Linked DNA regions of Homo sapiens: region 2 is linked to region 1. A link is an interaction called in ENCODE POLR2A ChIA-PET data of the cell type or tissue named here. Cell type or tissue: OCI-LY7. All regions are shown on one strand. Links, peaks and the distances in the headings refer to the core of each region. The heading gives the core; the rest is flanking DNA.

Region 1 (12,561 bases), core at 4,558-9,557:
GATGAGTAACCACACTCTCCAGGTGGCAGACTCCAGGTTGTACCAGCTGAAAATGCTACACCAACGGCTCTCCAACTTGAACGTTCAGCAGAGTGCTTGTTAAAACAGATCACTGGGTCCCACTCCAGAGCTTCTGATTCAGTGGGTCTGAAGCAAGGTCCAAGAATCTGGTTTCCAACAAGTGCTCAGATGCTGCTGCTGTTGCTGGACCCCTGGTCACACTTTGAGAACTACTGCTCAATGGGAATTTATAAGAGCAAGAGGCCTGGACCCTGGGACCACATCTGTCCTCCCCTTAACAAAAGGCACTGTAAGATGTTGGTAGAGAAACTTGGGGGCAAACTGGCAGAAGTACTGCCTCTTTTATGCTCCTTGTTATCCTAAATTTCATCACCAGTGTTCCTTTTTATCTTGCCTCAAACCAAAGAGTGAGGGGCTTTGGTAGGATGTATGATCATCCTCATCAGCCTTTACCAAGAGATGGTTTGAGAAGCCCTGAGTATTCACACAGAAGCTTTGGGGATCTTCATTATTAAAGACCGTACTGCAGTCTGTTTCAATGAGTTTTTTAAAAAAATATTTCCATATCCTCCCATCTTTAAATAAAAATTTTGAGGACCTCTAAATATGTGTCAAAGGGTATATGGGGGTTAGTAAAAGACCAGATGGACAAAAATGACACCAAAAGCACAAGCAACCAAAGAAAAAATAGATACCCTGGACTTCATCAACATTGAACATATTTGTGCATCAAAGGACAGTATCAAGAAAGTAAAGGCTGGGTACAATGGCTCACGCCTGTAATCTCAGCATTCTGGGAGGCTGAGATGGGAGGATCACTTGAGCCCAGGAGTTTGAGACCAGCCTGGGCAACATAGGGAGACCTCATATTTACAAAAAAAAAAAAAAGGAAAAAAATTTTCATTAGCGGGGTATGGTGGCACACACCTGTGGTCCCAGATACTTGGGGGGCTGAGGTGGAAGGATCATTTGAGCTTGGGAGGTCGAGAATGCAGCGTGCAATAATTGTGACACTGCACGCCAGCCTGGGAGAAAGAACAAGACTTTATCTCAAAAAAAAAAAGAAAAAGAAAAAGTAACCCACAAATGGAAAATATTTGCAAATCATATATCTGATAAAGGACTAGTATCCAGAATACATAAAGAACTCATAGCACTCAAAAATAAAAGAGCAAATAACCCAATCTTAAAATAGGCAAAAGATTTGAATAGATGTTTTTCCAAAGAAGATGTACAAATGGCCACTAAGCATATGAAAAGATGCTCAACATTACTAGTCATTAGGGCAACACTAATCAAAACCAAAATGAGATACCACTTCACACATGCTAGAATGCTCAGAATTAAAAACATGAACAAGGCTGGGCACGGTGGCTCACGTCTGTGATCCCAGCACTTTGGGAGGCTGAGGTGGGTGGATCACCTGAGGTCAGGAGTTTGAGACAGCCTGGCCGACATAGTGAAACCCTGTCTCTAATAAAAATACAAAAGTTAGCCAGGTGTGGTGGCACACGCCTGTAGTCCCAGTTACTTAGGAGGCTGAGACAAAAGAATCATTTGAACCTGGGAGGCGGAGGTTGCAGTGAGCCAAGATCACGTCACTGCACTCCAGCCTGGGAGACAGAGCGAGACTCCATCTCAAAAAACAAAAGATAAACAACAGTAAGTGTTGGCAGGAATATGGAGAAATTGGAACCTTCATACACTGATGGTGGTAATGTAAAATGTGCAGTCCAGGCACTTTGGGAGAGTCCGGCAGTTCCTCAATATGTTAAACGTAGCATTACTATTGATCCAAATGGCAATTCCCTCCTACATATAGATCCAAAAGAATTTTTAAAATATGTTCATTAGCTAAACAGACTAAGTTAAAAACTCAAATTATGGCCAGGCACGTTGGCTCACGCCTATAATCCCAGTGCTTTGGGGTGGATCACCTGAGGTCAGGCATTCAAGACCAGCCTGGCCAACATAGAGAAACCCTGTCTCTACTAAAAATACAAAAATTTGCCAGGCTTGGTGGCACACGCCTGTAATCCCAGCTACTTGGGTGGCTGAGGTATGAGAATCGCTTGAACCCAGGAGGTGGAGGTTGCAGTGAGCCGAGATCACACCACTGCACTCCAGCCTAGGCAACAGAGTGAGACTCTGTCTCAAAATAAATAAATAAACAAACAAACAAAAGAAAGAAAAAGAAAAAAAGAAAAAAAAACCTCAAATTACTACAATCAGAAATGAAAAAGGGGACACATTACTACTGATTTGACAGAAAGGACTATCAGAGAGTACTATGAACAACTGTATGACAACAAATTGAATAAACTAGATGAAATAGAAAAATTCCTAGAAACACAACCTGGCAAGCCTGGATCATGAAGAAACAGAAGACCTGAATAGATGTAACTTCTAAGGAGACTGAACAGTAATTTAAAACCTCCACACAGGCTGGGCGCAGTGGCTCACGCCTGTCATCCCAGCACTTTGGAAGGCCGAGGCGGGTGGACACGTGAGGTCAGGAGTTCGAGACCAGCCTGCCCAACATGGTGAAACCCCATCTCTATTAAAAATACAAAAACTTAGCCAGGTGTGGTGGCAGGCACCTGTAGTCCCAGCTACTCGGGAGGCTGAGGCAGGAGAATGGTGTGAACCCAGGAGGCAGAGCTTGCAGTGAGCCAAGATCGCGCCACTGCACTCCAGCCTGGGCGACAGAGCGAGACTCCGTCTCAAAATAAATAAATAAATAAATAAATAAAGTAAAGAAGTGAAAGAATAGCTATTCCATAGGCAGAGCATGGCATTCCAAAAAATAAGAGGAGGAATGTGCCCACCTAGGTACAATGCTTGCTTATATATAACAAAAATCATGGAGGAGATGTGCTCTACTACAAGGGTTTGTGATAAAGGATTGCTAATCTTTGTGTAACTACTGTCTTTCATGAGAGCCTTTATTATTATCTATTTTTTTTTTTTATACTTTAAGTTCTGGGATACACGTGCAGAACATGTAGGTTAGTTACATAGGTATACACATGCCATGATGGTTTGCTGCACCCATCAACCCATCATCTACATTAAATATTTCTCCTAATGCTATCCCTCCCCTAGCCCCCCACCCCCGAACAGGCCCCGGTGTGTGATGTTCCCCTCCCAGTGTCCACGTGTTCTCACTGTGCATATATTATTATCTTTAAAGTGAGACTTATTTTAAAACTAGGAATGTTTTTGTTCTTAAGATATAAGGACATCAGGACAGTTCCTGGGTCTGTTATATCCTGGGTCTGTTTCTGTTCCCTTAACTATAAACGTCTTAGGGCTAAGAATACCTAACCTCTTGAGAATGTGGCCCAGCAGGTCTCAGCCTCATTTTACCCAGCCCCTATTCAAGATAAAGTCACTCTGGTTTGAATGCCTCTGACATACTGATGCAAAGATACTCAACAAAATACTTGCGAATCATATTCAACTATTAAAAGAGAGATTACACCATGATCAAGTGGGATTTATTCCTGGAATGTAAGGATGGTTCAACATTCAAAAATCTATCAATGTAATATACCACATTAACACGATGAAAGGAGATAAAAAAAAACTACGTGATCATCTCAGTTAAAGCAGAAAAAGCATTTGGCACAGTTAAACACCACTTCATGAGAAATACTCAACAAACAAAATAGAAGAAAACAACCTCAACATATATAAAGGTCATATATTAAAATGCCATATATTGGGCCAGGCGCAGTGGCTCACGCCTGTAATCTCAGCACTTTGGGAGGCCGAGGCGGGCGGATCACAAGGTCAGGAGATCGAGACCATCCTGGCTAACACAGTGAAATCCCATCTTTACTAAAAATACAAAAAAAAAAAAAAAAAAATTAGCCGGGCGTGGTGGCGGGCGCCTGTAGTCCCAGCTACTCGGGAGGCTGAGGCAGGAGAATGGCATGAACCTGGAGGCGGAGCTTGCAGTGAGCCGAGATCACACCACAGTACTCCAGCCTGGACGACAGAGCGAGACTCTGTCTCAAAAAAAAAAAAAAAAAGGCCATATATTAAAGGCCATATATTAAAAATGCACAATTAACATCGCACTTAATGGTGAAAGACTGAAAGCTTTTCCTCCAAGATCACGAACAAGGCAAAAATGCCCACGCTCACCACTCCTATACAACATAGCACTGAGAGTCCTAGCCAGTGCACTTAGGCAACAAAATGAAATAAAAGACATCTAAATTGGAAAGGAGAAATAAAATTATTATTATTATTTTTTTATTGAGATGGAGTCTCACTCTGTCACCCAGGCTGGAGTGCAGTGGCACAATCTTGGCTCACTGCAACTTCCGCCTCCCGGGTTCAAGCAATTCTCCTGCTTCAGCCTCCCAAGTAGCTGGAATTACAGGCATGTGCCACCACGCCTGGCTAATTTTTTTGTATTTTTAGTAGAGAGGGGGTTTCACCATATTGGCCAGGCTGGTCTTGAATTCTTGACCTTGTGATCCGCCCACCTTGGCCTCCCAAAGTGCTGGGATTACAGGCATGAGCCACTGCGCCCAGCCAATAAAATTATTTCTGTTGGTATACAACATAATCTTATATGTAGAAAATGCTAAAGATTATGCAAGAAAGTTAGAATTAATAAACACATTTAGTTGCAGGTATAAGATAAGCACACAAAAATCAACCGTGTTTCTACATACTAACAATGAATAAACAAAAAATTCAATTTACAACAGCATCAAAAAATGAATATACTTAGGAATGTTTATATAGTATTCCTAAAAACTTAAGAAGAAATAAACTTAAAAAGGAGGCAAAAGTCCTGTGCACTGAAAACTATAAATTGTTGCAAAAAAAAATTAAAGATTGGCCAGGCGCGGTGGCTCACACCTGTAATCCCAGCACTTTGGGAGGCTAAGGTGGGCGGATCACGAGGTCAGGAGATCGAGACCATCCTGGCTAACACAGTGAAACCCCGTCTCTACTAAAAAAGTACAAAAAATCAGCTGGACGTGGTGGCGGGTGCCTGTAGTCCCAGCTACTCGGGAGGCTGAGGCAGGAGAATGGTGTGAACCCAGGAGGCGGAGCTTGCAGTGAGCCAAGATCACACCACTGCACTCCAGTCTGGGCGACAGAGCGAGACTCCGTCTCAAAATAAAATAAAAAATAAAAATTAAAGATGACACATATAAATGGAAGACATCCCAGCTTTATGGACCGGAAGACTTAATATTGTTAAGATGTCAATACTACCCAACATGATCTACAGATTCATTGTAATCCCTGTCAAATCCTGATGGCATCTTTTACAGAAATAGAAAAATCTATCCTAAAATATTATGGAATCTCAAGGGACCCTAAATAGCCAAAACAATTTTGAAAAAGAAAAACAAAGGTGAAGGTCGCACACTTCCAGATTTCAAAATGTACTACAATGCTGCAGTAACCAATACGGTGTGGTACTGGCATAAAGACAGACATATAGATCAAGAGAACAGAATAGAGAGTCCAGAAATAAGGCTGGGCATGGTGGCTCACACTGGTAATCTCAGCACCTTGGGAGGTGAGAGGACTGCTTGAGTCCAGGAATTCAAGACCAGCCTGGGCAATATAGTGAGACCCCATCTCTGGAAAAAAAAAAAAAAAAGAAAAGAGAGAGGGAGTCCAGAAATAAAACCTTGACATATATAGTCAAATGGGTTTTGGCAAGGATGCCAACAAGACCAATCAATAAGGAAGGAACAGTCTTTTTGATAAATGGAGCTGGGAAAACTGGATATCCATGAAAGAGAGAGAAGCTGGAGCCCTACCTTACACCATATACAAAAACCAACTCAAAATGAATTACAAAGTGAAGTGTTAAACTTAAAAAAGGAGGCAAAAGACCTGTGCACTGAAAACTACAAATTGTTGCCAAAAGAAATTAAAGATGACACATATAAATGTGTCATAAAACTCCTAGAAGAAATCATAGGGGAAAAGCTTCCTAACATCGATCTTGGCAATGATTTCATGGATATTACACCAAAAGCACAGCCAAAAAAAAAAAAAAAAAACCCAAAAATAAACAAGTGGGATACATCAAACTAAAAAGTTCTGCACAGCAAAGGAGACAATCAGTAGAATGAAAAGGCAGCCTACAAAATGGGGAGAAATATTTGCAAACCATATATTTAACAGGGGTTAATCTCCAAAATATATAAGGAACTCCTGCAACTTGATTGCAAAAAAAACCCTAATATCCCAATTAAAAAATGAATGAAGGACGTGAATGGACACCTCTTCAAAGACGACATACAAATGTCCAACAGGTAAATAAAAAGATGCTCAACATCACTAATCATCACGGAAAGGCAAATCAAAACCACAGTGAGATATGTATCATCTTACACCTGTAAAAATGGCTATCATCAAGAAGACAAAAGATGACACGTGTTGATGAGGATGTGGAGAAAAGGGAGCACTTGCACACTGTTGGTGGGTATACAAAACGGTGCAGCTGCTATAGAAAACAGTATGGAAGTTCCTCAAAAATTAAAAACAGAACTACTTGGCCAGGTGTGGTGGTGCATGCCTGTAATCCCGTCACTTTCGGAGGCCGAGGCAGGTGGATCACCTGGGGTCAGGAGTTCGAGACCAGCCTGGCCAACATGGCAAAACCTCGTCTCTACTAAAAATACAAAAATTAGCCTGGTGTGGTGGCACATGCCTGTAATCCCAGCTACTCAGGAGGCTGAGGCAGGAGAATCGCTTGAATCCGGGAGGCGGAGGTTGCAGTGAGCCAAGATTGTGCCACTGCACTCCAGCCTGGGCAACTGAGCAAGACTCTGTCTCAAAAATAAATAAATAAATAATAAAAATAAAAATAGAACTACTATATGATCCAGCAATCCCACTTCTGGGTATTTATCCAAAAGCATTAAAAGCAGGATCCTGAAGAGATACCTGCACCCCCATGTTCATCGCAGCACTATTCATAAAAGCCGAGATGTAGAAACAACCTAAATGTCCACCAAGAGATGAATGGATAAAGAAAATGTAGTATGTACACACAATGGATCCCTATTCTGCCTTAAGAAGGAAATTCCGCAAAGTGAGACAATATGGATGAACCCTGAGGACATTATGCTACATGGAATAAGCCAGTCACGGAAAGGCAAGTACTGCAGATTCCACTTAAATGAGGAATCTGGTAAAACAGTCAAAATCCTAGAATCAAGAGTGGAATGGTGGCTGCCACGGGCTGATGGTAGAGGAAATGGGGAGTTACTCATTACTGGGCATAAAGTTTCAGTTAAGCCAGATGAATAAGCTCTGGAGATCTGTTGGACAACGCTATAGCTATGGTCTGCACAATGTGCTGTACACGTTAAAATGTGTTTAAAGGGTAGTCTCACGCTAAGTGTTCTTATCACAAGAAAATACAATTTAGGGCCAGGCGCGGTGGCTCATGCCTGTAATCCCAGCACTTTGGGAGGCCGAGGCGGGAAGATTGCTTGAGCTCAGGAGTTCGAGACCAGCCTGGGCAACAAAGTGAGACCTCGTATCTACAAAAAATACAAAAAAAAATTAGCCAGGCATAGTGGTGCGTGCCTGTGGTCCCAGCTACTCAGGAGGCTGACGTGGGAGGATGGCTTGTGCCCAGGAATCAGAGGTTGCAGTGAGCCGATTGTGCCACTACATACACTCCAGCCTGTGTGTCAGAGCCAGACCCTGTCTCAAAAAAAAAAAAAAAAATTTAAAAGAGAGAAAAATAAGGTGGTCCTGCATGGGCTTAGATACAGGTAATACACTCTGGTAAGGGAGGTGCCTGCTCTACCTGGGCCCTCTTGTCAGAGGTGTGGTCTCTGCACCCAGGAACTCCTTGTTTCCCTGGCAACCTCAGCCTATATGCGCTCTCAGAGGGTGTCTGATGGGGGATGTCACAGCAGCCTGTAATCGCCGGCTTTCTTCTCTGGCTGAGGGCCAAAGGAAACTGGACACCTGTGTTCCATGACCCCCATCAGTTTAGATCGAGCAGCTGTCGTGGTGCCGTGTAAGGGTTGGGGCCTTGCTACGGGATCCTGGCAGGCCGCAACACCTCTAAGGTAACTCGTCCATTCATTCATAAATTTATCAGGCACCTGCCCTGTACCAGGCATTGTTTTAGCCACTGGGAATACAGCAGTGAAAAAACAGTTTCCATCTCCTGGGAGTTCACATTCAGGAGGCCAATCTATGGGTCTGGATGGTTATCTCCACCTGCTAGGCGGGGATAAATGAGACAGCACACGTCACACACCCAGCATTAGACCTGCACACCTCAATTTAAGTAATTATTTGCCTTTTTGGCCCAGTGTCCACTTAGAGTTGCCGTGGGACTGATTACTACACAAACGTCTTTAGAGCTGTGCAAATTAGGAATCAGCTCAATATTGCTTAGGACTGACAGAGCTAGGATTTTAAAATCTCTCTTCTCCACCAGACCAGCCCTCTGGGAATAAATATTGACACCAAAGTGCTGTGCCAAGTTGATTTCCACCCTTCTAAGTAATGCGCACAAAGAGAACCCGATGTGTGCAGGTGTTCTAAGGTTTTACATCATGTCCTCAACATCCCCACAAGGCAGGCAGTTAGCAGTTTAACCTGGGCCAACCTCGGTATCCCTATCTACGACACCTAATGCAATTTGAGAGCTTACTCTGTGCCGGGCCGTATGCTAAGTGCTTTCCATGGATTATCTCACACTCACTATTTGAGGTAGGTATCCTAAAAAATGCCTGGACCTCATAAGATTTATTGTGAGGATTAAGTAGGATAATGTATGTCAGAACAAAAGACATTGCCTGGTACATAGTAAGTCAATGCTTGATAAATGTTATCGAGTATTACCAGCACTAGGTATTATTGTATTCCCATTTTACATATGGGGAAACTGAGGCTCAGGAAGATTAAGGTCACAGATAAGTGGCAGAGATCTAAGCACCCCATCCCTCCTCATGCCTCAAGGAGGAAGCCACAAACAGGCTGGGTCACAGCCCCTGGGTGGGTGGGGGGAAAGGCCCCTCTGCTTCTTTGCTCCAGCCCTCTCTGGGCCCTACTGGTCAGCACACACATACCAAGTGAGCTTGCTCACCAGAGATAAGGAAGCCAGGATGTCCCAGATAAGGGTGAGCCTGGACCACCCACAGGGTTTAGACATTAACTTTTACAGCGTATAGGCAGTAGGACCAGCAGGAATTGGGTTGGCACTGTCACAGCCCCAGCTGTCCTCAAGAAAAAACCGAGTGCTAGGCGCAGTGGTTCACGAGTTCAGGAGTTTGAGACCAGCCTGGGCAACAAGGCCAAACCCTGTCTCTAGTAAAAATACAAAAGTCAGCCAGGTGTGGTGGCACATGTCTATAATCCCAGCTACTCGGGAGGCTGAGGCAGGAGAATAGCTTGAACCGGGAGGCAGAGGCTGCAGTGAGCCGAGATCGTGCCACTGCACTCCAGGCTAAGCAACACAGCAAGACACTGTCTCAAAAACAAAACAAAAAAAAAGAAAGAAAGAAAATTAAGGCACTTTGACTCCAGAGGTGAGGCATCAACACGCAGTGACCACACCGTGCTCTGGGCCTGGATCCCCTCACCTCCCTGGGCTTTCCTGAGGCCAAGAGCATGTCCTGGGTACACAAAGGTGCTCAATAAATAAATGTTAGCAAAACTCCTAGAACTCAAATTAAATAAGCCACAGCCAGGAGATGTGGACATGGTCCTGGGTCTGCCACCATCCTTCTGTGGGGCTGTCCTGACCTCTTTCCTGCTCTGAGCCTCCGCTGTTTTCCCATCTGGAAAATGAAGCTCTCAACAGCAATAAGGTCATTTGCAACATGGACTATGTAGGTTCAAAGTGAGCGAAGTCACTTTATCCTTGAAGAAGCAGTTTACATCTAAAAAAATTCCCTTCATACGATCCAATATCAAAGCCCGGGACCTAGTACATCATCATAAGTGTTTGTTGAATAAATGAATGAATAAACATGAATGAAAAAATTCAGTAGCCTTAAGATGCCCAGAAATCAGGGGCAGAACAGCCAAAAGATGGCTAACAGAGATGACAGCCAGATTGTGCAAACGAAGCAGGACAAAGGCAAGCCAGTCCCTCCCTCTACTGCCAACCAAGAGAGAAGAGATGATGGCTGCCATTACTGAGCCGCTAGTGCATACGTGGCATGGCGCTAAGTGTTTGATAAGCATTCCTTCACTTAATTTCATAAGCAATACAAATATTCCTGTTTTACAGATGGGGAAACTGAGGTTTGGTGGGGGAAGGGGCTTCCCCAAAGCCACTCAGCTAATAAGTGACAGAACCAGAGTATAGACCAAGGTCAGTCTGACTCCAAGACACACGGACAGCCTAGCTGTGTAGCCACGGGCAAGCTGCTTTCCCTCTCTAGGCTTGTTTCTTCCTGCGGAAGCAGAGGTAGGCATGACCATCAGCCCCCCAGGCCTCCCTGCACTGAGAGATGCTGTCAGTGGGGCGGTGCTGGGAACCTCCTTAGCCTCTCCAATACAGCACAGAAGACAAAAGTTATCCAACCAAGGCCTCTGCCTGAGAAGCAAGTCCCTGGAGGCAGACACCAAAAAACGCAACAGTCAACACAGAAATGTCCTTAGCATATCTGCAGCCAGCTGCTGTGGGTGGAGTCCCAGAATCTCCCCATCTCTGAGCTCCAGGCCAAACAATGCTGCCATTTACTAGGCAGCCTACACCCCCAGGCCTCCCAGGAACGCTGGGCCAGGCGTGTTCCTCCACCCCCAGCCTCACCCACCACATTCGAAGGAAGCCTGGGGAAGGAATTAGGACTGCCCTTGAGCAGGGTGAACTGAGTTCACCCATGGGCAAGGGCATCTGGAACAGAGGGAGTGACCTTGAGGTTCCTAAGCGTGTACGTGCCATGGGGCCGGGTGGAGGGAGTCCTGCCGAGGCAAAGGGGAGGGAACATCTAAGGGATGACTTAGATACCCCCCACCCCCTTTTACAGATGAGGAGACTCAGGTGGTTGCACACCTAACTACGCGTGCCCAAGTCCCAAGGCACCTCAGGATGGAACCAAGGCGACTCAATTTCAGGGGACCTAACTCCCTCAGGTACTATCTGGCCCACAGGTCGCAAGCACTGGCTCTGGGGTCAAAGTCCCCTGAGCTTGAGTCCATCCCATCTTCCAGAAATGCCAAGATCAGGGCTAAGATCAGACTCTGTGCAGATGCTAACCGGACTTCAGCCCTAGCGGAGAGACAAAGGCAGTTCTGTGTCTGCAGGGACATTTTTCATCCATTTGACCATCTGTCTCTCTGGCCACTGTTCTCTAAAGCCAGCTCTGCTAAGGACAGTGCTGGACACAAAGGGGAAGGAGCCAGGCCCATGCCCCTGCCCTGAGGAAAGTGACCCCCAAGGAGGAGGTCAGGAGATGGACTCACAAATCCCAGGACAAGGGTAAGAAGGGACAGGGAAAAGCACACCAGCTGTTGGAAGGCGGCACATTCAACTCAAATTGCTAAATGTTTTGTAACCTTTCAGTTGGTCCTTGAGGGACAGGTAGGAGTCAAACCAAGGCGGCGGGGGTGGGGCAGTGTGGGGCGGTGGCCACTGCAGGCAGAGCACGCGCTGGCCCGCTCAGAGCCTGCTCAGAAAGCCAGGGAAGAAGCACTTCCCTAAGGGCAACCCCCAGCCTTCCCGGATTCATTAGTCAAGGGACATATGTCTCCAAAGAACCAAAGCTCCCACGTGAACCAAGGTGAGCACTGGGTTTCCACTCTGGAGCCAGACACACCTGGGTCCCAATTATGGCCGGACACTAACAGAATGACCTTGGGACAAGTAACTTCGGAGATCCAAGCCTCAGTATGCTCATCTGTAAAGTGGGGGTGATGGTAGAGGCTGCCTCCCTGGTTGTGATCACATGGGATCACACAGGGAAAGCCTGTAGCTCAGAACCTGGTGTCCAGTGAGTACAGCACAGCCATTAGTAGCATGTCCATGCTGTGTCCGTGCTGTGTCCATGCTGGAAACCGAAATCACCATCCATAGAGACAGCCCTGCACCAGCGCCTGCCCCGTGCAAGGCTGGAGAAACAACAGGTGTCCTGGGCAAGCTCACACCTCCCACAGGACAGTAAAACACTGCGCACACACACACACTGTGTGGCGTCCATCTGTTGTCCACAGCACACGTCACCAACTCACGTCACCAACTCACATACTATACGCCTTACTTTTATTGTCTGTTGTCTGCCTCCCCCTCCTCCCTGCCCCCTGTAGAATGTAAATTTCCAGAGGGCAGGCCTTCGTGTCTGTGCCCCAGCACCTAAACTGCCGGGCCCACAGCCGGTGCTCCCCGGGGAAGCATGTGTTGGTGAGTGAATGAATGACTGAGTGAATCATTGCTACCCTGTCTAAACGAGGGAGGTGGGAGGCCAATCACATGAGATCATGCATGTGGAATGCCAGACACAGGTAGGTATTATCATGACGGGGACAGAGGCCACGATAGCTGCAACTGCTAAAGGTTCCACCAGAGACAACCCA
Region 2 (12,561 bases), core at 4,192-9,191, 1.1 Mb after region 1:
CGCTTTATCAGCTGGTGTTACCCAGGTTGGAGGCTGATTTGGTAATTTCCTGAAAACAACAACAAACCCAAAGAAACAAACAAAAACAACCAGAGGCATAGTCAGAGGCATAGTCATCAGAGGGGGACTCAAGGGTAGCTTGGGATCTTGACTGTCCTAACACTGATTTGGCCCAGAGGCTGCAGAGCCTGGTGGTGTTGGAAGACAGAGCTTTTTATTGTTTTCTTCCAACTTTCTGCCAGCAGTCACCGGCAGTGGTTTAGTCAGTTTCTGCTTCTGGGTCATGATGTAAATTTAAGTTCCGGGCTGGGGATAAAAATTCTAAATGTGCTCTGCTAGTGTGTGTGTGTACGTGTGTAAAAAAAAAAAACAAAAAACCTTATTTATTTATTTTATTTAACATTAAAGTTTTTTCCCACTTGTATTTTTAGCAGCAAAAACTAAAAAATTGATCTGGTTCCTCTTGTCCAGCTCCTGATGAGGGAGCTGACTCCCTGCTACCCCCGCCCCACGGACTCTGTTGGGCAATAGCTGCTGCAGGCTTCTGCCCTCTCGTTGGCTGTTGACACCTTTCCCTTTTGAGTACAGATGCCCCTCGACTTATGTCCAGATGAAACCAGTATAGATTGGAAATATTGTTAAGTAAAATGCGTTCCATACACCTACAGTACCGAGCATCATAGCTTAGCCTACAGAACGCTTCCATTAGCCTACAGCTGAGCAAAACCATCTCACACAAAGCCTATTTTATAAGAAAGTGTTGAACATCTCATGTCCTCTCATGGTGAATATCTCTCATACTCACGATACTGTGAAGCATTGCTAGAGTACTGTACCTACATCGCTAGCCTGGGAAAAGATCAAAGTCCAAAATCTGAAATCTACTGAAATCTTATTGCTTTTACACCATTTTACAGTAGAAAAATCATAAGTTGAGCCATTGTAAGTCGGGAACCATCTATATAAAGAGTGTTTCTACTAAACTCCATTATTAAAGAGAGCATTTAAAAACAGTTTTTATTTATTTTAATTTTTCTTTCTTTCTTGTTTATTTTCTATAAGAGTTTGACACAAAATTAACTTTTAACTTTTATGCAGATGAAGTCTTGCTATGTTGCCCAGGCTGGCCTTGAACTCCTGGCATCAAGCGATCCTCCCACCTTGGCCTCCTAAAGTGCTGGGATTACAGGTGTAAGCCACCACACCTGGCCTAAAGACAGCACTTTATCCTCAGGCAAATGGCAGAGACCCATGGAGAGGTAGGGGATAGGAGGGGAGGGATGTTTTGGCCTCCACCAACATTCAAGCTAGAGACCTGGGCATGGAGAGGTTTCTGATCTGGTTGCTTACCTTAGGCTGGTGGCTTCCAAACTTGATTGAGAGTCAGGATCTTTTGGGGAGCTTGCTAACACACAGATTGCTGGGCCCCACCCCACATTTCTGATTTGGAGCCTTATAATTTTCTTTTCTTTCTCTTTTTTTTTTTTTTTTTTTTAAGACAGAGTTCTGCTCTTGTTACCCAGGCTGGTGTGCCGTGGCGCGATCTCAGCTCACTGCAACCTCTGTCTCCTGGGTTCAAGCAATTCTCCTGCCTCAGCCTCCCTAGTAGCTGGGATTACAGGTGCATCCCACCATGCCCTGCTAATTTTTGTATTTTTAGTAGAGGAGGGGTTTCGCCATATTGTCCAGGTTGGTCTCAAACTCCTGACCTCAGGTGATCCACCCACCTCAGCCTCCCAAGGATTTGCACTTCTAATAAGTTCTGAGGGGATATTCATACTGCAGGTCTGAGGACCACACTTTGAGAACCACTGGCATAGAGCTGTCCCCTGAGCTATGTAGCTAAAGTGGAAATATAGTTAATCTTACTTCTTGTAGTAGATAATGGTTTAATAGCCACGGATTCTTCCGATCCCAGTGTTTACCCCCTTTGCAATGTGACTTTTCTCCTCCTCCCCAGCAGAGATGGAGTCTAGATCTCTACTCCTTGAATCTGGGCTGATCTTCTTTCTTTCTTTCTTTCTTTTTTTTTGAGATGCAGTATTGTTCTGTTGCCCAGGCTGGAGTACAATGGTGCAATCATGGCTCACTGCAGCCTCAGCCTCCCATGTAGCTGTGACTGCAGGCATGCACCATCACATCTGGCTCATTTAAAAAATTTTTTTGTAGAAATGGGGTCTCACTATGTTGCCCAGGCTAGTCTTGAATTCCTGGCCTCCAGCCATCCTCCTGCCTTGGCCTCCTAAAGTGCTGAAATTACAGGCACAAGCCACCGCACCCAGCCTGGGCTAATCTTGTGACTTGCTTTGGTCAATAGAATGTGATGGAAACAGGCCAGGTGTGGTGGCTCATGCCTGTAATCCCAGCACTTTGGGAGGCTGAAGCAGGTGGATTGCTTGAGCCCAGCACTCAAGGCCTCTTGGAGTTCAAGACCAGCCTGGAGTTCAAGACCAGTCTGGGCAACTTGGTAAAACCCCATCTCTACAAAAAACACAAAAAGTTAGCTGGGTGTGGTGGTACACACTGTAGTCCCAGCTACTTGAGAGGCTGAGGTGGGAGGATCGCTTGAGCCTCGGAGGTTGAGGCTGCAGTGAGCCGTGATTATGCCACTGCACTCCAGCCTGGGCTAATCTTGTGACTTGCTTTGGTCAATAGAATGTGATGGAAACAGGCCAGGTGTGGTGGCTCATGCCTGTAATCCCAGCACTTTGGGAGGCTGAAGCAGGTGGATTGCTTGAGCCCAGCACTCAAGGCCTCTTGGAGTTCAAGACCAGCCTGGAGTTCAAGACCAGTCTGGGCAACTTGGTAAAACCCCATCTCTACAAAAAACACAAAAAGTTAGCTGGGTGTGGTGGTACACACTGTAGTCCCAGCTACTTGAGAGGCTGAGGTGGGAGGATCGCTTGAGCCTGGGAGATTGAGGCTGCAGTGAGCCGTGATTATGCCACTGCACTCCAGCCTGGGCGACAAAGCAAGGCTCTGTCTCAAAAAACAAAAACAAAAACAAAAACAAACCAACAACAACAACAACAACAAAAAAAAGAGAATGTGATGGCAACAACATTGGGTGAGTTCCAGAGCCCAGATCTCAAGAAGCCTTGCAGCTTCCACCTTCACTCATTTGGAATTCTGCCCTGAGACCATGTTGCAGCAAAGTTAGTCTAGCCTCCTGGAGGATGAGAGACTACATGGAAGAGAACTGAGGCCCCCAGCCAACTGCCAGCACCACCTACCAGACTCACGAGTGAGGGCATCTTGAATTTTCCATCCCAGTTGACTTTCCAGCTCAGATTTCTCAACCTCAGCACTATTGACATTTAGGGCCAGATAATTCTTTGTTGTGGAGGCTCTCCTGTGTAGGGTTTGCAGCATCCCTGGCCTCTACCCACCAGGTACCAGCAGCACCTACCAACAGAGTCCCCAGTCATCCCTGGTTGAGAACCACTGTTCCAGTTGAATGCAGCTGAATAAATGAGTTCGTGGGGAACCAGCTGAGGAACCACCCAGCCAACTCACAAAATCATGAGCCACAATCAACCACTGTTGCTTTAAGCCAGTAAGTTTTGGGTTGTGCAGAGGTAACCGAGCGACTTCTCCTCTAGCCATTTCTTTCAGAGCTCTTCTTCCTGCCCTAGCATCACAAATTAAGAAGACTAGCTGCTTCTTTGTTCCACTTTTATATTTATCATTTGATCTTCCTGTGAAATAGCTGAACAGACATTTAAACATCTATCCTCTCGGCAGAGAAAAATGAGGAGCAAGACCTTAAATAATTGCCACATAGCTACTCAGAAAAGCCAGCCTTTCTGATTCCTAGCCCAGTGCAACTCGGATCCTGAAGTCAGGCTGCCTGGGTATGAACCTTACTCTGCTACTTATGACAGACATGATCTTGGGCAAGTCACTTCACTTATATGATCCTCTGTTTCCTCTTCTATCAAATAAGGAAAGTAATATCACTCACTTCATGGGATTTATTATGAGGTTTTAATGAGATGGACAACAGATCAGCAAATTTTTTTCTGGTGAGGGGTACACAGTAAATATTTCAGGCTTGGCAGATCCTATGGTTTCTGTCACGATTACTCAACTCTGCTGTTGTAGGTGAAAGTAGTCATAGACAGTATGTATTCAAATGGATATGGCTGTGTTCTAATAAGACTTGATTTACAAAATCAGGTGGTGGGCTAGATTTGGGCCATGGAGTGTAATTTGTTGCCTCAGTGAGAGAGTATGGAAAGATCTTGGCCATTGCCCACTGCCAGAGAAGCATTTGATAAGTGATAGCTACTGATGATATCATACTGTTATTATTACTTTATTATCTTAGCAGTCTTGTTCTTCTGCTTTCCTTTTTTTGGAGACAGGGTCTGTGTCACCCAGGCTGGAGTGTATTGGTGCAATCATGGCTCACTGCAGCCTGGACCTCCTGGGTTCAAGTGATCCTCCTACCTCAGTCTCCCAAGTAGGTGGGACTAAGTGCCACCATGCCCAGCTAATTTCCATTTCTGTACTTCCTCTCTCAGCATTGCTATTTTGTTCCATCTACTGGAGTGTGAGAAAAAATTCAGTTCCACTCTGGCCACCTGTGGTAGCCAGCTTCCAAGACGGACCTTGGTGATTCTCAATTCCTGATATTCTGGAAGGATAGGAGGCCACATGGAGAACTGAAGCTCCTACTCCCCTCCAACAGTGAGTAGGACTGACCTGGTAACCAATAGTGTATTGTAGAAATGACTGTGTATGAACTCTGACTAGTGTTGGCCTCAAACTCCTGGGCTCAAGCAATCCTCTTGCCTCCCAAAGTGCTGGGATTATGGGTATGAGCCACCATGCCCAGCCTCTTTATTATTAGTTGATTTTTCTATATTTAATTTTTCTTTCTTTAAAAAATACTGCTTTGTATTCTTTGTGTCTTATTTATTTGCTTATTATTTTTTACTGTGTTTTGGACATTGCATTTGAAAAATTGCTTGCAGAACTAATTATAGGCTTCAGATGATGATATTTTCCTCCTAAGAAGATTTATGTTTGTCTCTGCTAGGCTCCTGGGGCACCGACAATTTAGGTTTACTGAAATCTAATTTCGGGGGTTTAGAATACCTGAAGTGGAGCCATGGTCTCTGCAAGGGCCTGTCTGCTTCTGGGTCACATTTACTTGTAGGGAGCTTCCCTTTAGAATCCCAGTTCAAGATGAATCTCAACTCTAATCTTGGTAAGCTTCACATTCGTCCCTGCCCCTTTAGCCCCGTGAGGCTCTTGAAAGTCCACCCAGCCTCTCTGCCAGCCATGGTAGAATTGGCCCACGCTGCCAGGCCCAGGGTAGCTCAAAGGACAGACTCACTTCGCACGGCTTCCTCCTTCCTTTGGGTCCTGGCTGGTTATTCTTCACTATTTTGTAGCTCTCTGGTGTCTTTAAGCAGTTCGGTTTTTTTTTTTATTTTGAATAATTATCAAATTTATTAAAAGCGTACAACAGATGCTTATAAACAGCAGCAAAATAAGCTGATAATCTTTTTCATTTCATCTGACCAATAAAATTCTCACAGTCTATACAGATTTTTCTTTCAGTTTATTTTACTTTTGTATGCTTTAGTGACAAATCCTTACACCTGAGACAAAGTGATCATCATTTAAGAATCACCATCATCATAAATTATTTTACATTTATTTTATTCTTTTACAGACAGGGTCTTGCTCTGTTGCCCTGCCTGGAGTGCACTGACTATTCAAAGGTGCCCTTCTAGTGCACTGCAGCCTTGAACTCCTAGGCTTAAGTGATCCTCGTGCCTCAGCCTCCCATGTAGCTGGGACTACAGGTGTGTGCCACCACTCCTGGCTTATTATTTTACATTTATTGAGATGAAGGGCAGGTTAATTTCATTATTTACTTTGAATCGATTAATAACCCTCAATTCTAAATGTGCTGGGCAAAGTAACAGAGAGGGCTTGACAATATCCCTCTTCATTATGTATTCCAAGACATTTCGTGATTTTTTTCCCATTTGTCTGATTTAGGATTTACTTATTCTGCAGCATTCCCAGTTGTCCTCAGTGGAATGGAGGGCAGTCTGAATTACGTACTTTGCTATTACTGATAATGGGAGTTCACCCTTCCAGATTTTATTAGTTCTAGTCTCAGCATGGTAACTAATTACTTCTACGACCTTGGGTTGAGGTTGGGCACGGTGGCTCACCCCTGTAATCCCAGCACTTTGGGAGGCCGAGGTGGGCGGGTCACTTGAGGTCAGGAGTTCGAGACCAGCCTGGCCAACATGGTAAAACCCTGTCTCTACTAAAAATACAAAAATTAGCCAGGTGTGGTGGCAGGCGCCTGTAATCCCAGCTACACGGGAGGCTGAGGCAGGGAGAACTGCTTGAACCCAGGAAACGGAGGTTGCAGTGAGCCAAGATGGCACCACTGCACTGCAGCCTGGGCGATAGAGCGAGATTCTGTCTCAAAAAAAAAAAAAAAAAAAAACTTTGGGTCACATGTGCTTTTCTTTCTTCATTTGTCAAATTAGATTGTTAACACTGGGCTTACCTGCCTCCTGGATTATTGCAGGAGCAAATGGGATAAGCTACATGGAAACCTGGAACCCAGTGTAAATGTGAGGTGCTAAAGCCCAGGTCCTACACCCTAGATTTCCCAAGGCATCTGAGCCCTGTGGGAAGGAGGGCCCTTGTTGACTCCCAGCCCCAGGGTGCAGGTGCCCAGAGCAATTTGCATCAGGTGGTCTCTTTTGTTGCTTTCTAAACATCAGGCAGGTTAATGGTACACCATTCTGCAAGTCAAATCTTGAATCTGGATGATCAGGTGAGTTTTTATCGTACTTTTTCTCATTTCTTTTCCCCCATAATTGCATTTCAGGAAGCGTCCCCGGGTTAGTTCTTTTTCTTTAGTTTTTGTGTCTAATAACTTTCCGTGAGCAGACCCCACAGTGTGCAGCAGTGAGGATCCCTGGACTTGGTTAAAAGAAAACCTCCAAACCTTGACCTCCCTGGGCAGCTCAGCCTGCCACCTGGCAGGGGCCCCTCTGGGGCTCACACTTGTTTTGGCCTTTGTGAACTGCGCAGAACCAGGGCTGACCCTGCCGAACTGTGGATGTGTGGCCAAGACAGGTCCCAGTGTCCTGCCCGGGCTGTGCATGTGAGGGAGGCGGTGATGCAACGTGATGGCATTTGTGACAGGGTGAGGGAAAGAGATTGCTGGCTGGGGCTTCAAGGGGTGTGATTAGATTACGGCGGAGTTGCCTGTTTGGCGGAGATGGAAGACTTGGTTCTGTTCATTTCATAGGCAGCGGATTCCCGCAGTTTCAGACTGGCCAGAGAAATCCATTTCTGGAGTAGTAGGCAGAAATGTGGAGCTGAGAGGCTCATTCCACAATGCTTCCCTGAGCTTTTGCTTTTTACTTCTTCACTTTTTTTCCTTCTCTGGCTTTCTTTTTCTAAGCTCGCACGCTTCCACAATGCTAAAACATCTGCTAATAAAGGTTTTATTAGCAGCTTTTATTCCAACCACCTGGAATCCAAAACCCAAAGGTTTTATTCCAACCACCTGGAATCTTGTCAATCTCAGCTTATATTCCTTCTCGTCTTCCTACCCACTCATTGCTTTTGTTGTGTATTTAAGTCCTTTCAGGGGCAGGGAGCAAAGGGCTTGGGGGCAAAGACATTGGGCTTTGGTGTCAGACTCACCAGATTTGAACTTTGCTCGACCACTTTTACCTGGGTGACTTTGGGCAAGTTAATCAACTTCCATGAGACTTAGTTTTCTCATCCACAAAAAGGAGAGCATCTTATCCTCTAAGCTGTTTTGAGGGCTGCATTAAAGAAAATACATAATGTTTGAAAAATAATTTTTGGCACTTAGCATACATTCGATGAATGGTGATTTCCTTCTCTTTTTATTCTCTTATATGTATTTTTTGGTTGTTCTCTGTTAAGTATTTCAGGAAAAAGGTTTTGATGCGGAGTAAGAGACTCAGATATGGTTAGATTGCACTATAGTTAATATCCCACCATAGATCCTATGTCAACTGTCATCTCTGATCTCAGTCCGTTACCAAGGATCTTAGTGGGTGAGCAGTGTCCAAGCCAAGGCGGAAGAAGATGGGATCAGGAAGAGGCTCTACATAGAACCTTGTGGCGTTCACCTGCAGGGTAAAGTAGGGAACCAGTGTCATCTTCTGTTTAGGGCTGGACTGCAGTGGTGCAGTCATGGTTCACTGCCACCTCAAACTCCTGGGCTCAAGTGATTCTCCCACCTCAGCCTCCCAAAGGGCTGAGATTACAAGCATGAGCCACTGTGCCTGGTATATAAAAAATATATACATGCTTGTATATATTTTTTAAGTTTTTTTTTTTTGAATGAATATCCTAATGTAAAATTTCCTAAACCTCAGTTGCTTGCCATAGTCAATAAAAAGTCATATTATTCTTTATTTTATGTGTTAATTGAAATGTAGTATCAGACAATATTTAGGTGTGTTGCTTTTTATTGTTTTTCTGTATATATATTTTACATAGTTGAGATCATATTGTATGCAATTTCTGTTCTGATTTTTCATGTTTGAGATGGGGGTCTCACTGTGTCGCCCAGGCTGGAGTGAAGTAGAGCAATCAGAGCTCACTGCAGCCTCTACCTCCTGGGCTCAAGCAATCCTCTTTGCTTAGCCTCCTGAGTAGCTGGGACTATAGGCACCTGCCACCCTGCTTGGCTAATTAAAAATTTTTTTTTGTAGAGAAGGTGTCTTGCTATGCCGCCCAAGCTGGTCTTGAACTCCTGGGCCCAAATGATCCTCCTGCCTTGGCCTCTCAAAGTTCTGGGATTACAGGCATGAACCACCATGCCCGGCCTGTTCTGATTTTCTACCTAATTTAAAATTATACGCATTTCCTCATATCAGCAAATATTCTCTTCAAATTTGATTTTGGGAGCTGAGGTTCCTGTGGTGGCCCAGGGTGGCATTACAACTTCATGGGACCCTCTTTGGACAAGGTCTCTATTGCTGGTGAGCTGATGGGACTCTGAGGTGGGCAAGCTGTCCACCCACTCCATTTGCAGCACTTGAAAAATGTTCTTTTCTTTTTTTTTTGAGACACGGTTTCACTATGTTGCCCAGGCTTGTCTCGAACTCCTGGGTCTAGTTATCCACCCACCTCAGTCTCCCAACCATTTACAACTTCGAGTTTGGGGCTCAGAGATTTGTGCGGCTTATGTTTTGCTTTCACTGAAATACTCATGACTGATCTTTATGATCTTATTAGAAGTTGAGAGCACAGTGACTTTCATCTGTGGTTGACTAAAGGAAACACTTGTTTAATAAAGTGACGTGAAACTCCAAACAAAAATAACATTATTCATAATAAGCTGCGTTCTCTAATCTAGAGAATCAGAGAACAGCCTCTCAGAAACCAGTCAAGAGTCCTGTTCATCCCCACTCCTAGATTGCATGTAGGTGACACATGTTTCTGTTTCCCCTTCCTTCTGGTTTGTTCTGGGCGGTTCCTCTCTCCTTTTCCCACGTATAGTAACGCCGGTTCTGTAAGGAATCACATATCTTGGGTGCTCACAGGAGAATTCCTTCTGAGGCCCAGCTCTCCACCCTTCCTCTGGGCACCTCTGCGGCCTCTCTGTCTTAGGGTCCTCACGTCGTAGCTCAGCCCAAGGCGGCTCCAGTGCCGGCCAGCTCTGTCGGCTCTCTGCGTCTGAGAGAGAGGGTGCCTCATGACCCATCGGAAGGGATCTGAGTGCCCACAGCCTTCAGAAGTGCAACTAGGAAGCCAGGTCACTGGTGGCTGGGGATGGCTTGTCCATCAGCTAGCAGCCAGACAATCGAATAGCGCCCTACATGGGACAGGAGGAGCGCCTGAGCTCTTCACGCCATCTCCGCCAGCCCTCATTTAATGTCTTGTTGGAGCATAATGACTGAGGACAGCAAAGCCCAGTGGCTTCTCCCAGACAGTTTCTGGTCACCACAGGAGTGGTGGCTGCGAGCTGCCTTCTGGATCCTCAGGGGTAACTACTCTGAGTGGCTAGTGCCTCAGAACTGAAGTCAGAAACCTGGGGTTATGGCCACAGATCGACCACCCTGGTGCTCAGGGCCAGATGTAAGAGGAGCCTGGGAGAGGCCCTGACCCTCCCAAACTAGAGGACAATAATATACTCATGATGATAATACCCAGAGGTTAAAAAAACAACCAAACCCCGAACTTAGATGATCCCATGTATATCATCACGTGTCTCAACAAAGAGCAGGGAGACCAGGTTCACATTGCTGGAAGCTCAGAATTTTCATGGTGCCTCTAGAAAAATCATCCCATCCCAGGCCAAGCTGTGATTAGAGGTGCTTTTCATCAGGTCTCTTTCTTCCAGTTGCTCTCCGCTCTCCAGCTTTGTTCTGGCTTAGACTCTCAGCCCAGGCCACCCAGGGGCAGTGGCCGCTGAAGGGGGCAGCCCCGCAGCTGCTTCCTCCAAATGCTCTGGGATTCAAGGCCGGGTGCTGGGTGATTACACCGCTGTTATCTGGGATTAGCTATTTTCACTCCCTGTATTTATATCATGGAAGCTGCAGCGTGATGCTGCCAGATGCCAATGTGGGCAAACTTCTTCCTTTTGGACCCACCTGCTGTTCTGCTGACACCCGGCAAGGTGGCAGTTGGTGGGGACCAGACCTGCCAACCCCTCCTCCACCCACTTCCCACATGTCCAGAGCAGTGAACTGCGTCATTGTGAGAGACTCAGGTCAGCAGCAACAGGCGAAGGCTGGACACAGACTTGGGGGCGGGAGGGGTGGAGGGCTGGCAGCAGTCCCTGCAGAAGATGCCTGTCACCTCCCTAATCCCCTGAAGTCTTCAAGTCTAGGAACCCTCTCGCCTGCCCTCCACTCCTGCTCCACCCCGACCCACGTGTATCTCCCTGTTGCAGTGAGGCGTTCTGAATGGCCCTCATTTTAGGCAGCTCAGAAAAGTGCCAAGTGCCTGAGAGTCCCAAATGTAAGTGCAGAGGGATTAAAAGGCCCTGCTGCATTTAACTTGCTCCATCTTCGTTTCCATCTCGCCTTCCATCCCTGTTTTTTTTTTTTTTTGTCGTTCCCTGGAGGAGGTGGGAAGATCCTGGCTTGTCAGCTTGTCTTTCAGGAAATGGACAGGATTTTTTTTTGAAGGTATGTTCTATCTCACTGGGGCTGCACTAACTTACCTCAGCAAACTTCTTAGAGATGCAGAGACTGTAGGTGGGATTTGCCCCCAGCCCCTGGTGCATTGAGGGAGGCTTCTCCCACTTGCCTAGGAAGGTTGCCTGCAGGCTCACTCCCTTTCCTGGGCAAAAATAGGCAATGCCAGGTGTTGGCTGTGCCTGCCTTGGGAGCTCTGAGACCATCACATCAGGAGGAGGCTTCAGATGCAGCCCCAGGGATTCTGCCCAGAAAAAAACAATATGTTTGGTGTGGCCACTGGCTTCTCATACCCCACTGTGGAGCTCTGTCCGTCTGGGCTTCTCTGCCCAGGCTCATCTCTCAGGGCAGAAATCTCAAGGGTGACAAGTTAGCCCTCCCAGGTATGTATTAATTTTTTAAAAATCATTTATTTATTTGTATTTATTTATTTATTTTTGAGACAGGGTCTTGCTCTGTCACCCAGGCTGGAGTGCAGTGGCATGATCATCGCTCACTGCAGCCTCGAACTCCTGGGACTCAAGTGATCCTCTGAGCTCAGCCTCCCAAGTAACTGGGACTACAGGCACATGCTACTACATCTGGCTAATTTTTTATTTTTTATTTTTTTAACAGAGATGGGGTTTTAATTTGTGGCCCAGGCTGGTCTCGAACTCCTGGGCTCAAGTGGTCCTCCTGCCTCGGCCTTCCAAAGTGCTGGGATTATAGGCATGAGCCACCACATCTGTGCCCCCCAATTTTTTTTACCCTAGCATAGAGTTTCCTAAACCCCAGTTGTTTACCATAGCCTAGATAAGATAAATACTGTATCAATAAAGACATAAAAATATAGATAATAAAAATAAACATATTAAAGAATATATTTACTGAAAGAATATTTTTATTGACATTGATTCACCTTTTTCTTAACCCAAAAACTTATTTTAGCATTGCCTCAAGTATCCAAGTATATGTCTTAAGTATCCAAGTAAGAGTATCCAAGATATCATGGGTTTGAGGCCCTAGTTATTTTTTGTCTTTCTACACTTTAAAGTAAATACTAACTTTAAAAAATCCAGGTACTGGTCCGGCGCAGTGGCTCACGCCTGTAATCCCAGCACTTTGGGAGGGCAAGGCGGGCGGATCACTTGAGGCCAGGAGTTTGAGACCGGCCTGTACAACATGGTGAAACCCCGTCTCTACTAAAAATACAAAAATTAGCCGGACGTGGTGGCAGGTGCCTGTAATCCCAGCTACTCGGGAGGCTGAGGCAGGAGAATCACTTGAACTTGGGAGGCGGAGGTTGCAGTAAGCTGAGATCCTGCCACTGCGCTGCAGCCTGGGTGACAGAGCGAGACTCCATCTCTAAAGCAAACAAACAAACAAACACAAGCCCAGATACTAT

Evidence for each region. ChIA-PET counts read pairs that join two places held together with the same protein. Peaks named below come from ENCODE experiments on the same cell type or tissue, not always from the same donor. Only the 100,000 strongest peaks of a DNase experiment are listed, where the experiment ranks them.
Region 2: POLR2A ChIA-PET joins it to region 1 with 5 read pairs; 2 of 35 experiments call an interaction of 5 or more read pairs at or near these places.

What each region holds. Positions count from the first base shown.
Region 1 is chr5:172,133,851-172,146,411 of GRCh38, forward strand. All of the region lies in intron 2 of STK10 (serine/threonine kinase 10), which reads right to left. Among named protein-coding and RNA genes, the nearest start is that of STK10, 48 kb to the right of the region's middle. RefSeq lists an enhancer at 10,356-10,856. In OCI-LY7, for the core only: no CTCF peak of the experiment used is centred there; DNase peaks (open chromatin) are centred at 6,501 and 7,981; H3K4me3 peaks cover 517 bases; H3K27ac peaks cover 3,479 bases.
Region 2 is chr5:173,258,474-173,271,034 of GRCh38, forward strand. It overlaps LOC105377731 (a long non-coding RNA gene), which reads left to right and starts at 10,760. Exons shown (of 4, transcript XR_941237.3): 1 at 10,760-11,168. RefSeq lists an enhancer at 6,725-11,493. In OCI-LY7, for the core only: no CTCF peak of the experiment used is centred there; no DNase peak of the experiment used is centred there.